Regions from separate parts of the Homo sapiens genome. Here regions 1 and 2 are each linked to region 3. Evidence: chromatin contacts called from ENCODE Hi-C or POLR2A ChIA-PET data. All regions are on one chromosome and are shown on one strand. The core of a region is the stretch at or near the end of the contact, and the rest is flanking DNA. Distances in the headings are between cores, read along the strand shown. Region 1 overlaps TBPL2 (TATA-box binding protein like 2). Region 2 overlaps FBXO34 (F-box protein 34). Region 3 overlaps ATG14 (autophagy related 14).

Region 1 (3,476 bases), core at 589-3,088, 56 kb before region 3:
TACATTTGGCTTTGCCCTTAAGGCATTTGTGCACAGTATTATACAAATATTGACTTTCATATATTTTTTGGTCTTTTTCAGGTCCTGCTTTGTGATAGGAAAAGGATAGCTGGTATTTTGATTCACTTAGAGCTTTCTCTAGATGGAAATGTTCTATATCTGCACTGTTTAATGCAATGATATAGCCACTAGTCAGATGTGGCTACTGAGCACTTGAAATACAGCTAATACAACTGAGGGACTGAATTTATATTAATTGGACAGAGCAGATCTAGAATTTTGTTTCAATGTAAGATAATTATTTTTCCCAAATGATCAGTCGGTACTCAGATACATTTATTGAAGGATCCATTGTTACTACATTTCCCCCAATCTGTTTTTACATATTAAGTTCTTCACATGTGTCTGAGTACATTGCTGGACTTTCTCTTATGTTGATCCCAGGAATCTCCATTTTAAAGTGATTATTGGACAGTTGTGCAAGATGTCTGTAATAATGTTCATTTCAGCAATAGAACAGGGAAAACCTAATTAATAATAGGGTTTCAATTTGAAGTCATAAAGTAAAATTGTATTAGCCATATAGTACACATACTGAGCTGAAAGGATGGTCACATTGTATTAAGTTGGATTGCAGAGGGAGAAGTAAGCAGCTAAATGGTGTTTGTTATCCAACTTTCATTGTAAAATATGCTCATGTTACACATATTACACACATTCATGAGTGTCTTTTCTTATCTGAATTTATTCCTAAAATCTGATAGTGAAAGTTTGGATAATGAGTTCAGATAATAAGAGATACTTTTTATCCAAATATATTTGGTTTTGAAGTTTTGGATAGTGAGTTGTGAGAATTTAGTTAATAAGAGGTGCCAGTATTATCTCCACATTTTATCCAAACCTATTCTCTTTTGTTGTAACAGCAAGAGTATGAGGGATACCTGTGTTTGCGTAGGAAAAGTGCAGAAGATCAAATTTAGGTAGTTAACACCAGTATGGGTGAGATTTTAAGATTTTTAAACTACTTTCTAATGTTTGTACAATGAACATGTATATAGACTTTCAACTATTAGTTGTTTCAATAGAAACTTCTGTGTCCTTAGAATATCACAGCTGATATCCCAAGAAACTACAGGACTATGCAAACTTGAACAAATTTGAACTTATTTACATTACGGGAAATGTAATAGATTAGTTAGGCAAAATGTAGTTCAAAATGGAAACAGTTTATTTTACTGCTAACCTGGGGACATGGCCTTGCTAAGGACATTTCAAGAGTGAGAAGTGGGTGAAGAGAGCCAAGGGCAGTGCTGTGCAGCTGTAGTCAATCTAGTGAGTAGATACCAGATCAACAGATGGCCATGTGCAGTGGCTCACACCTGTAACCTCAGTACTTGGGGAGGCTGAGGTTGGGAGGGTCACTTGAGTCCTGGAGTTTGAGCCCAGCCTGGGCAAGACAGCAAGACCCTGTCTCTATAAAAATTTAGGCAGGTGTGGTGGTGCATGCCCCTGCAGGCTACTTAGGAGGCTGAGGCAGGAGGATCACTTAAGGCCAGAAGTTCAAGGCTGCAGTGAGCTATGATCATGCCACTGCACTCCAGCCTGGGTAACAGAGCAAAAACCCAATCTCTTTTTTTTTTTTTTTTTTTTTTTTTAAAGTGGGTGAGGAGAATCAACATTAAATGAGGTGACACATGTATGTAGTAACGAATACCCAAGAGGGGGCAGTGTTGGTGAAGGATCTGGATAAGAGAATCAAACACTTGCTTTAGTCCAGGCAAACAAGTTCAAACTGGCTTTTCTTTCAGGTGTTTCTGATTTACAGCCTAAAAATAGGGCCAAACCCATGAGGGGGGTGGAATTCACCTGATTCACCCTGCAGGTGTTGCTACCTACTGTTTTGTTTTGTCACTAACAGTTGAAAAATACCTAAGGAGAAATGAAGCCTCACCTCTCAGGACTCCACAGGCTCTGCTATGAATTTAGGGGTGCAGCAGGACAGACACTTAAAGGACATAGCCACAGAGTAGGACAAATTCCTGTCCTTCTTGTGTTGAGTTTGAATTGAATTGAAGATTGGGTGAGAAAGCCGAGCAAAACAAGGGGGGTTTTGAGGTATTTTCATGTGGTTGTTTTGGACAGTGTGTCCAATAAAGACTCAAGAACTGATACCTTGTCTGTGCCACTCAATCAGCACATATCTTACCTCCTTATATGCGATTTTTTTTTGTATGCATGTGTCCTTATTTTTTCTTGTTGTTTTCTTTTTTTTTTTTTTTTTTTTTTTGAGACGGAGTTTCACTCTTGTTGCCTAGGCTGGAGTGCAATGGCGCGATCTCAGCTCACTGCAACCTCTGCCTCCCAGGTTCAAGTGATTCTCCTGCCTCAGCCTCCTGAGTAGCTGGGATTACAGGTGCCCGCCACCATGTCCAGCTAATTTTTTTGTATTTTTAGTAGAGACAGCGTTTCATCATGTTGGCCAGGCCGGTCTCGAGCTACTGTCCTCAGGTGAGCTGCCTGCCTCAGCCTCCCAAAGTGCTGGGATTACAGGCGTGAGCCACTGTGCCCAGCCATTGTTCTCTTCTAAATGGGACATACTTTGAGACTGGATGAATGGTTCCCAAACTGCAGTGAGCAGCACAGTTACCTAGAGGGCTTGTTAAAAGACAGATTGCTCGGCCCCACCCCCAGAGTTTCTGCATGTCTGAGGTGGAACCTGGGACTTTGCATTTCTAACAAGTTCCCAGGTGAAGCTGCTGGTCTGGGGACACACTTTGCGAATCCTTGGAATCGTTTTAGCAAATAACACCCAAGTAAAAGTAAAAGTACTTCATATATGAAAGGTGACAAATGAAGACAAAAATTTATGATTCTGTTCAACAGCTGTACAATTTTACAAGACCTTTTATAAGGTGCTAGGGACGAAAGTATGGGAAGTAAGTCCTCCTCACAAAGCCTACAGCTTCATAGTATACATTGAAAGATAAACGTGGTACAAATGGTAACAATCCAATACAACACCAGTAGTTGAGAGGATGTAGCGATTAAGACATCTTTAAACATATTTGCCCCTCCCCAGTGAAGAGCAGTCTCGACTTGCAGCAAGAAAATATGCTCGTGTGGTGCAGAAGCTTGGGTTCCCTGCCAGATTCCTCGATTTTAAAATTCAGAACATGGTTGGAAGCTGTGATGTGAGATTTCCCATCAGGCTGGAAGGTTTGGTGCTAACCCATCAGCAGTTCAGTAGGTATGACGGTTATATAGCTTGAACTTTGAATTTACCAAGATATTTAAGTTACATTATGGGTTGCTTACGTAAAGTATCTTTCAGAGAAATTGTGATTAAAAAAAAAAAGGCGGGGGACACAATAGTGAAAAGATTAAGATGCTATGCCTGAGTTCTCATAGGTTACCACATGTGCCCAGTCTTTTGAAACCATGGTTCTTAAACTTACATTGCTTAGCAATCACTTAGC
Region 2 (3,662 bases), core at 436-2,935, 41 kb after region 3:
GCCTCCGTTGAATTCCCAGAACTGTGCCTTCCCAGTTTCTACCCTGGGACACTTCCCAGGTTCTACCCTGTCTTCAAGATAGAAGTAATCTTATTCTTTTCTGTGTCCATCACAGGGCACACAGCACAGTGCCCTGTACATGTAAGTACTCATTAGAGTGAATGTGCATCAAACCCTAAGGACTTAAACCAGCCAGTCAGCAAGCATCTCATAACTGGAAGTTTATGAGTCTGACTAATCAACCCTTGAGCAGCCCATGAACTTAATGCAATTAAGCAGCTCCACCTGATTAGCGCCCTGCTTTCTCTGAGATGAGCGGTGGAAAAGGTGGAGAAAAAGAGGCCACTCTTCATCTTGGTTACTGTTCTGCAAAGCACAACAGGCTCTGGCTTGTGTAGCAGCTTTTTTCCAGCACTCTATTTACTAAAACATTCCTATGTAATCAGATTTTAAGGAAAATTCTACTCAGCAGCCATGTGTAAACAAACACTTCCACAATAAAGTTATTTAACTTAATACTATCAGTTTAACTAGAATAAAAACAACTTTCATGTTGTTAATAACCTCCAGGACGGAACAATCTAGACACGCAGGCATTCAGCTATGAGTTAGGTGACCTCCCTCTCATTTTCAAAGCACCAAACCACATCCTTTAAATACTAAAATATACAGACACTAAGTCCCAACAAGAAACACTATAAAGTCTCCCCATGAGTCTTTACTACATTAAACACAGCTGTCTAATAGGGTCATGTTTACATAGATTTAAAAAAAAAAAGCCACCCCAGCATTAGCACTAACAAAATTCCTGATAAAAAAGACTCCTACACACCCAAACTAGAAAGGAACAGGACACCAACAAGCTTAAAAATACTTCTATCTTTAAGGTTTATGTTATAAAAACATAATTAAACTATATCCTGTTAAGTTTACATTTTGGTTATTTCTGTGTAACAGTTTTTATATATTTTTAAGAGCCACAAGGTTTTATTAATTACTTCAATAGGAAACTCACTTCCCTGGTTCTAGATTGTCAAGTATGCACAGTTCACACCCAGAACCATTAGGTACTTCAATTATTAACAAACCAAACCACAAAGGAGAATCTGATACCCAAGATCAGATTTTAGTGCTGGGTTATTAGATGGTAAAACTAGAGCACAGCAAACAGCAAAACCAAGAGGGTCGAAGTAAAGGGGAATGTGGTAATAGTCAGAAATTATACAAAACTCCCTCAACAAAAATTTCTGAGAGTAAGCTTATTCTCACTTTCCTGTTACCAATCTTAGAGACAACTAATAGTACAAATAAAGAACAGTAATCATTCCAGCAGTAACCACAGACTGCTGGGATTTGTGTCTTGTGGGTCCAGCTTTTTCCTTCTCCCTCAAAGCAGGAGGCAAGGTCACCTTGTAGCTAACAATAGCCCACTAGAAAGAGAAAACACGCACATCTTCCCTAAACATAACAGCACCTGAGCTGGAAGGAATGTTTTAAATCGACAAAGTATTTTCACAAACATCTCATTTGGCCCTCTTTCTGTTCCCAAATTCACCTGCATCTTGGGGCTAATGCGCCAGCTGATCAATCCTTCTCCCCAGTCTCTGTCCGCTAGTGGCTCTCATGTCACCACAAACAGTGCCTCGTACCCCTCAGTATCTCCATACCTCACAACCTGCAACCACTGCACAGAAAAGATAAAAGTTTAGAAAGTGAAACTTGCTGAAGATCACCGTAGCTACAGAAGTAGCCATTACATCAAAAGTCAACATTTTCTGATAAACTAAAAGTTCAAAACATACCACATTTTAAGTTATAAAAAAATCTAAATAATGAGGTACACCAAGTTCTCCCTATGAAAACATTTGACAATATGTCCATACTAACACTCAGTCCCATCATGTATTATACTTCCCTCCTAGTTTTAGAAAGCAAAGTAAAAGACAATCTGAGAAAGAGCTTTTTATCCAAAAACACTTCTACAATAATCAACAAATAATTAAACATTACCCAGATGCAAAACAGAAGTTAATCTGCATTACCTGGGATCTTATGAAGAGGTGATAGCTCCAGACCTCGGTTCACACTTAGGCAGACCTTTTAAAAATCAGTTCATTTTTACATAACGACACTTTGAAGGACAGTAACATTTGCCATAATTATTGCTACTATGTATGGAATGTATAGGTGAGAAAAATGCCCAAGGATAATCAAAAAGGATGTACTTTAGAGCTCGTGCATTTACTAACGATTTAACACCTACTATGCTCCAATGTGCTAGCAAACCTGATTTAATGAATGAAAATGAAAGCCAGAAGATGTGTGATCAAAGATTCCAGTTGCAGTTCAAGTGGAGAAAAGTAGTGAGAATGAGTTATATATTAAATTTATATATATATTTAAATATATATATATATTTATACATACCACCACGGTGGTATATATATATATATTTTTATATATACCACCACGGTGGTATATATATATTTTTATATATACACCACGGTGGTGTATATATATATTTTTATATATACACCACGGTGGTGTATATATATATTTTTATATATACACCACGGTGGTGTATATATATATTTTTATATATACACCATGGTGGTGTATATATATATTTTTATATATACACCCCGGTGGTGTATATATATATTTTTATATATACACCCCGGTGGTGTATATATATATATATTTATATATACACCATGGTGGTATATATATATATATATACATATATATATATATACACACATATATATATACATATATATATACATATATATATACATATATATATATATATACACATATATATATATACACACACCATGTTGGTATATATATATTTTTATATATTTTATATATATTTTTATATATTTTATATTTTTTTATATATATACACACACACCATGTTGGTATGTGTGTGTGTGTATATATATATATCACGCCTCAATTTAGTTTTCCAAACTCTAACCAAATTAATATCAAAATAATATTGAGGTGTTATGTATTTATTTGCTCTTTATAGCTGCATATATATTTGTAACATAGAAATTAGAAAATTACATCTATACTGAAGAACCTCAATACATTTCTTCTTTTGGATATAATTCATACCTTACTCAAATTTACAAACTACTACTCCAGAACAGAAATTATTCAGTGCAGGAGAGGATGAGAGTGGCATAGGAAAAGCCATTAATATATTTTTACCAGAGAAATTCAATAAAAACCACAAAGAAGGGAGAAATTTCTAGCCAGTCTCCTCCAAATATGCAACACTGGAATTGTGCTCAAATTGAAACTACCTAGTGGGGCCTAAAGAGATCAGGGTATTATAATAGAAGCCCAATCTGTAACCTTGGTGAATTTTCTTCTGTTTCACAAGTCTAAAAAAAATTTCCTGTCTCTAATTTGAATGTTCAAGCAATCATTTCTCCTATTCAAATCCCACAGTTTGGGAGCTAAATTATCAAACAGATCTTTTATTCACTCACTCAATATATACTGAGCATCTGCTATGTACCAAGCACTCTTTCAGAGACTGGGGATACAGAAGTGAACAAAGCACAAAATCTCCATCCATAGAAAAGGTTATGTTCTAGCTGAGAGACAGATTAATAAGGTACACAGTATATAAAAGGCTATGGAGA
Region 3 (3,529 bases), core at 25-2,524:
ATTCCATAGCAGTGATCTTAATAAAATATATGTAAAATGATTATAAAAATTATGAAGCTTATTTTTATTCCACATGTATTATTTGAATGGCTCTACACACCGTATGAGGAGTGGAGCTGAAAGAAAGCCACAGGCAGGGAAAACCCTTATGATTTTCCAGGATGAGAAGGCTCAGTGTTGCAAAAGGGCTACTTCTCAAAAGGAAGACTGATCGTATTTCATGGAGCTTTGACAAGCTGATTCTAAAGTTCAACTAGAAGTATAGTCTGCAAGGAAGTTTTGAAAACAATAATGAGGGATGGGGTTGGTCCATTTAAAACATAGCATAAAGGTAATTAAAACAGAGTGCTGTTAGCATGCAAATAGGTGGAGTGATTAGAGGAAGAAAATAGTCCCGAAACAGACTCTTGTATATGTGGAAATATAATCTTATGATAGAGGAGGCGTTGAATCAGATAATGGTTCAATAGCGTTGGGCCAGTTGGGTATTCATATGGGGGAAAAGTTGAGTTCATACCACATTCTATATACAAAAATAAAATCCAGATGATATAAAAAACCTTATTTAAAAAAATACAGCTATAAAATAAGCAAAAGGACAGTGTTTTATAATGATAGGGTGGTGAGGGAATTCCCAAGTAAGCCACAAAACCCAAAAACCATAAAGGAAAGGAGTTAGACATCTTCCTGTGTCAGAACTCTGAGTGTGTCTAGTGAAAGCTGCCATAAACAAAGTTAAAAGACATGTCATAGATAGGTTCCACAACCTCTATAACAGACAACAGATTAAAATCTAGACAACTGAAATCTTTCAAATCAGTACAGGAAAGACCAACAACCTATTAGAAAAATAGACAAAAGATTAAAACATGCGGCTCACACAAGAAATGTAAGTAGTCAGATCACTTGAGCTCAGGAGTTGGAGGCTGCAGTGAACTGTGATCACTTTTGTGAATAGCCACTGTACTTCAGTCTGGGCAACACAGTGAGACCCCCATCTCTTTAAAAAAAAACATTAAAATAATAAAAAACTTAAAATGCAATTCAAAACAAGTTTCCATTTGCAACCATCAGTTTGACAAAAATAGGAAGGCTCGATGAATCCAGCGTTGCTGGTAGTTGAGGGAAAAAAGCACTCATACTGGAGGTGAATTTTTGTAGCGGGTCTGAAGTTTTCTGTAGGCTTACTCTTGAGTCAGGTTTTCCATTGAGAATTGCACACACAATTAGGCTGTGAGTCACATCTAAGTTTATGGCCAGAGGACAGGAAGTAGAACTTCAGGAGTCCCCTTTTCACACCTGCTTCATCAGAATCAAAGTGTAGAGAAGATTGTTCATGGAACCTGGGTGGGATTTCCTGTTTCTGTTCAGACCGGCACAACTGAGGATTCTATTCTGAAAAGATAAACTTTTTTTTTTTTTTTTGAAACAAATTTAAACTTACAGAAAAATTACAAAAAAATAAAAATAGGACCAGGCATGGTGGCTCACACCTGTAATCCCAGCACTTTGGGAGGCTGAGGTGGGCGGATCACTTGAGTTCAGGAGTTTGAGACCAGCCCGGCCAACATGGGAAACTGCATCTCTACTAAAAGTACTGAAATTATCTGGGCGTGGTGGCGGGTGCCTGTAACCCCAGCTACTTGGGAGGCTGAGGCAGGAGAATCGCTTGAACCCAGGAGGCGGAGTTTGCAGTGAGCTGAGATCGTGCTGCTACACTCTGGCCTGGGAAACGGAGTGAGACTGCATCTCAAAATAAAAAAATAAGTAATAAAAATAGTACAGTCATATACACCCTTACCCAGATTGACCTATTAATATTTTGCCCATTGCTTATCCTTTGTGCAGTTTCTGTGTCCATCAATGCACACACTCCCACATATTTGAAATAGGATATATTATAAAAGTGACTTTTACAAAGCTAGAAAGATCCTTTTGTTGCCTTAATTGGTAGAATACCTCCCTGCAGCACCATGAGAAAATGAGTATTCCTGGTTCAGGGTCTTGAATAAAAAGATATCCATTATTCAGCTAAACTAAAAATTAGGAAACAATTTTATAATCTTAATTCCCCAAAGACATTAAGCAAAATAGGATGAATTATTTTGCTAGTTGGTTGTGTGTGCTGTGTCTCTAGCTTGGGGTCTGGCAGGCAGGTGATGTATCTCTAATCTAGAAGTGGGAGAGGCACTGGGTGGAGAAACATCGCAGGGGCCTCTCCTCCTGCTCTGTGGCTTCTCAGAAATGTAGGTTGATCATTGGAACCAAAATTGTTCCATACTGGCCCCTTGAGGAGTCTTCCATTCAGTCGCTTTTCATTGTACTTAGCTGAGCGCCTGCTCCGTGCCAGGTGGGTTTCTCCACGCAGAGAACCGGAGTCCACCGGGAACTTGGACATTTCCTCCTCTCTGTCCCTTCTGCCTGTCTCCTGGGAAAACTAAGACCCCAGGATTGGAGAAGGCAGCATCAAAGAAGAAAACAGGCTGAGCCTTGGAGGGAGGGAGGAAAGAAGGAAGGAGCTGTGGTAAAAAGGAAGGAAGGAAGGAAGGGAGCAGGGAGGAGCGAAGGAAGGAGCAAGCTGTGGAAAAAGCTGACTGGGGAAGAAAGGAAGGGAGGGAGGGAAGGAGGAAGGGAAGGAGTGAGGAAGAAAGGATGGAAAGAAGGGAGGGAGGGAGAAAGGGAAAGAAGGAAGGGAGGAGTGAGCTGTGGTAAAAAGCTGACTGGGACCTTTGGGGGATCCTGGGGAAGATGAGAGACTTAGCCTGGCAGTCAGTTCTGAGGTCCCCTAGACTGCACAGCTGAACAGAACAGAATCAGAGCATCTTTGGTTTAGTAAAGGAGGGAGCCCAGGGAAGGAATTTAAATTGTGAACTTTTTTAGTGGGTGCGTGCCAGGAGGAGAGAGGCAGCTCTCCAGCAAGAGGAGGCAGATGGGAAAGTGGTGGTGATATGGTGAGGACCTGGGCCAGGGTGACAAATTGAGAATGGAAAGGGGGCTTATTTAATGATAACAGGTAGCCCTGGTGACCCCAGACAGAGTGGGAGGTGGGAGGGGAGGAGTCCCAGCCAGCTAAAGTTTTGAGACTGGTTCAGATATGTGAGATGAGCCTGAGGGTTTAGTAACCAGAGGATATTTGGGAGTGGCGCTAGGAGAGGAATCGGAAAAGATGGCTCTAGAGTAGAACTGTTTGCCAAGGAAAAGAAAAAGGGGAGAAAAGAAATGAAGTGCAAGGAGAAACTTGAGAAGAGGGTGCTCAGAGCTAAAAACTGCAGTGGCCATTAGTTTGCTGGCAGAGAAATTCAAGGGGCAGTAGAAAGTCCTACTCCTTTCACCCTTGCAAAATACTGACTTCTGGGCAGGGTGGGGCCTAGTAAACTTGAGAGCACCCCTAGTCTGAGGGGCTCTTTGTTTTTTTGTTTGTTTTTTGAGACAGAGTCTCGCTCTGTCGCCCAGGCTAGAGTGCACTGGCGCCATCTCGGCTCACTGCAAGCTCCGCCTCTGGGGTTCACACCGTTCTCCTGCCTCAGCC

What was found. A loop is a pair of places that touch in the nucleus more often than their neighbours do. ChIA-PET counts read pairs that join two places held with the same protein, here RNA polymerase II (POLR2A). Pooled maps may share reads with other maps.
Region 1: a loop to region 3 is called in a map of endothelial cell of hepatic sinusoid, with 6 times the contacts of the local background. The contact joins two enhancer-like sites. A Hi-C loop is called at or near these places in 7 of 168 maps with a recorded cell type or tissue (CD8-positive, alpha-beta T cell, K562, PC-3 and 4 more) and 9 of 50 pooled maps. POLR2A ChIA-PET finds 5 or more read pairs at or near these places in 9 of 52 experiments (CD4-positive, alpha-beta T cell, K562, PC-9 and 5 more).
Region 2: a map of naive thymus-derived CD4-positive, alpha-beta T cell shows a loop between it and region 3 (7-fold over the local background). The contact joins two enhancer-like sites. A Hi-C loop is called at or near these places in 4 of 168 maps with a recorded cell type or tissue (CD4-positive, alpha-beta memory T cell, PC-3, naive thymus-derived CD4-positive, alpha-beta T cell and 1 more) and 10 of 50 pooled maps. POLR2A ChIA-PET finds 5 or more read pairs at or near these places in 12 of 52 experiments (CD4-positive, alpha-beta memory T cell, GM12878, PC-3 and 6 more).

The regions. Positions count from the first base shown.
Region 1 is chr14:55,428,578-55,432,053 of GRCh38, reverse strand. It overlaps TBPL2 (TATA-box binding protein like 2), which reads left to right. Exons shown (of 7, transcript NM_199047.3): 5 at 3,080-3,247. It also overlaps a transcript of FBXO34 not described here. Among named protein-coding and RNA genes, the nearest start is that of TBPL2, 10 kb to the left of the region's middle. Within about 2 kb of position 1,838, at least 2 of the 41 ENCODE cell types and tissues checked have a DNase peak (open chromatin) inside an H3K27ac peak, as active enhancers do.
Region 2 is chr14:55,330,839-55,334,500 of GRCh38, reverse strand. All of the region lies in intron 1 of FBXO34 (F-box protein 34), which reads right to left. Among named protein-coding and RNA genes, the nearest start is that of FBXO34-AS1, 61 kb to the right of the region's middle. Within about 2 kb of position 1,685, at least 3 of the 41 ENCODE cell types and tissues checked have a DNase peak (open chromatin) inside an H3K27ac peak, as active enhancers do; they include natural killer cell, where a contact is called at or near this core.
Region 3 is chr14:55,371,701-55,375,229 of GRCh38, reverse strand. All of the region lies in intron 9 of ATG14 (autophagy related 14), which reads left to right. It also overlaps a transcript of FBXO34 not described here. Among named protein-coding and RNA genes, the nearest start is that of ATG14, 38 kb to the left of the region's middle. Within about 2 kb of position 1,274, at least 6 of the 41 ENCODE cell types and tissues checked have a DNase peak (open chromatin) inside an H3K27ac peak, as active enhancers do; they include natural killer cell, where a contact is called at or near this core.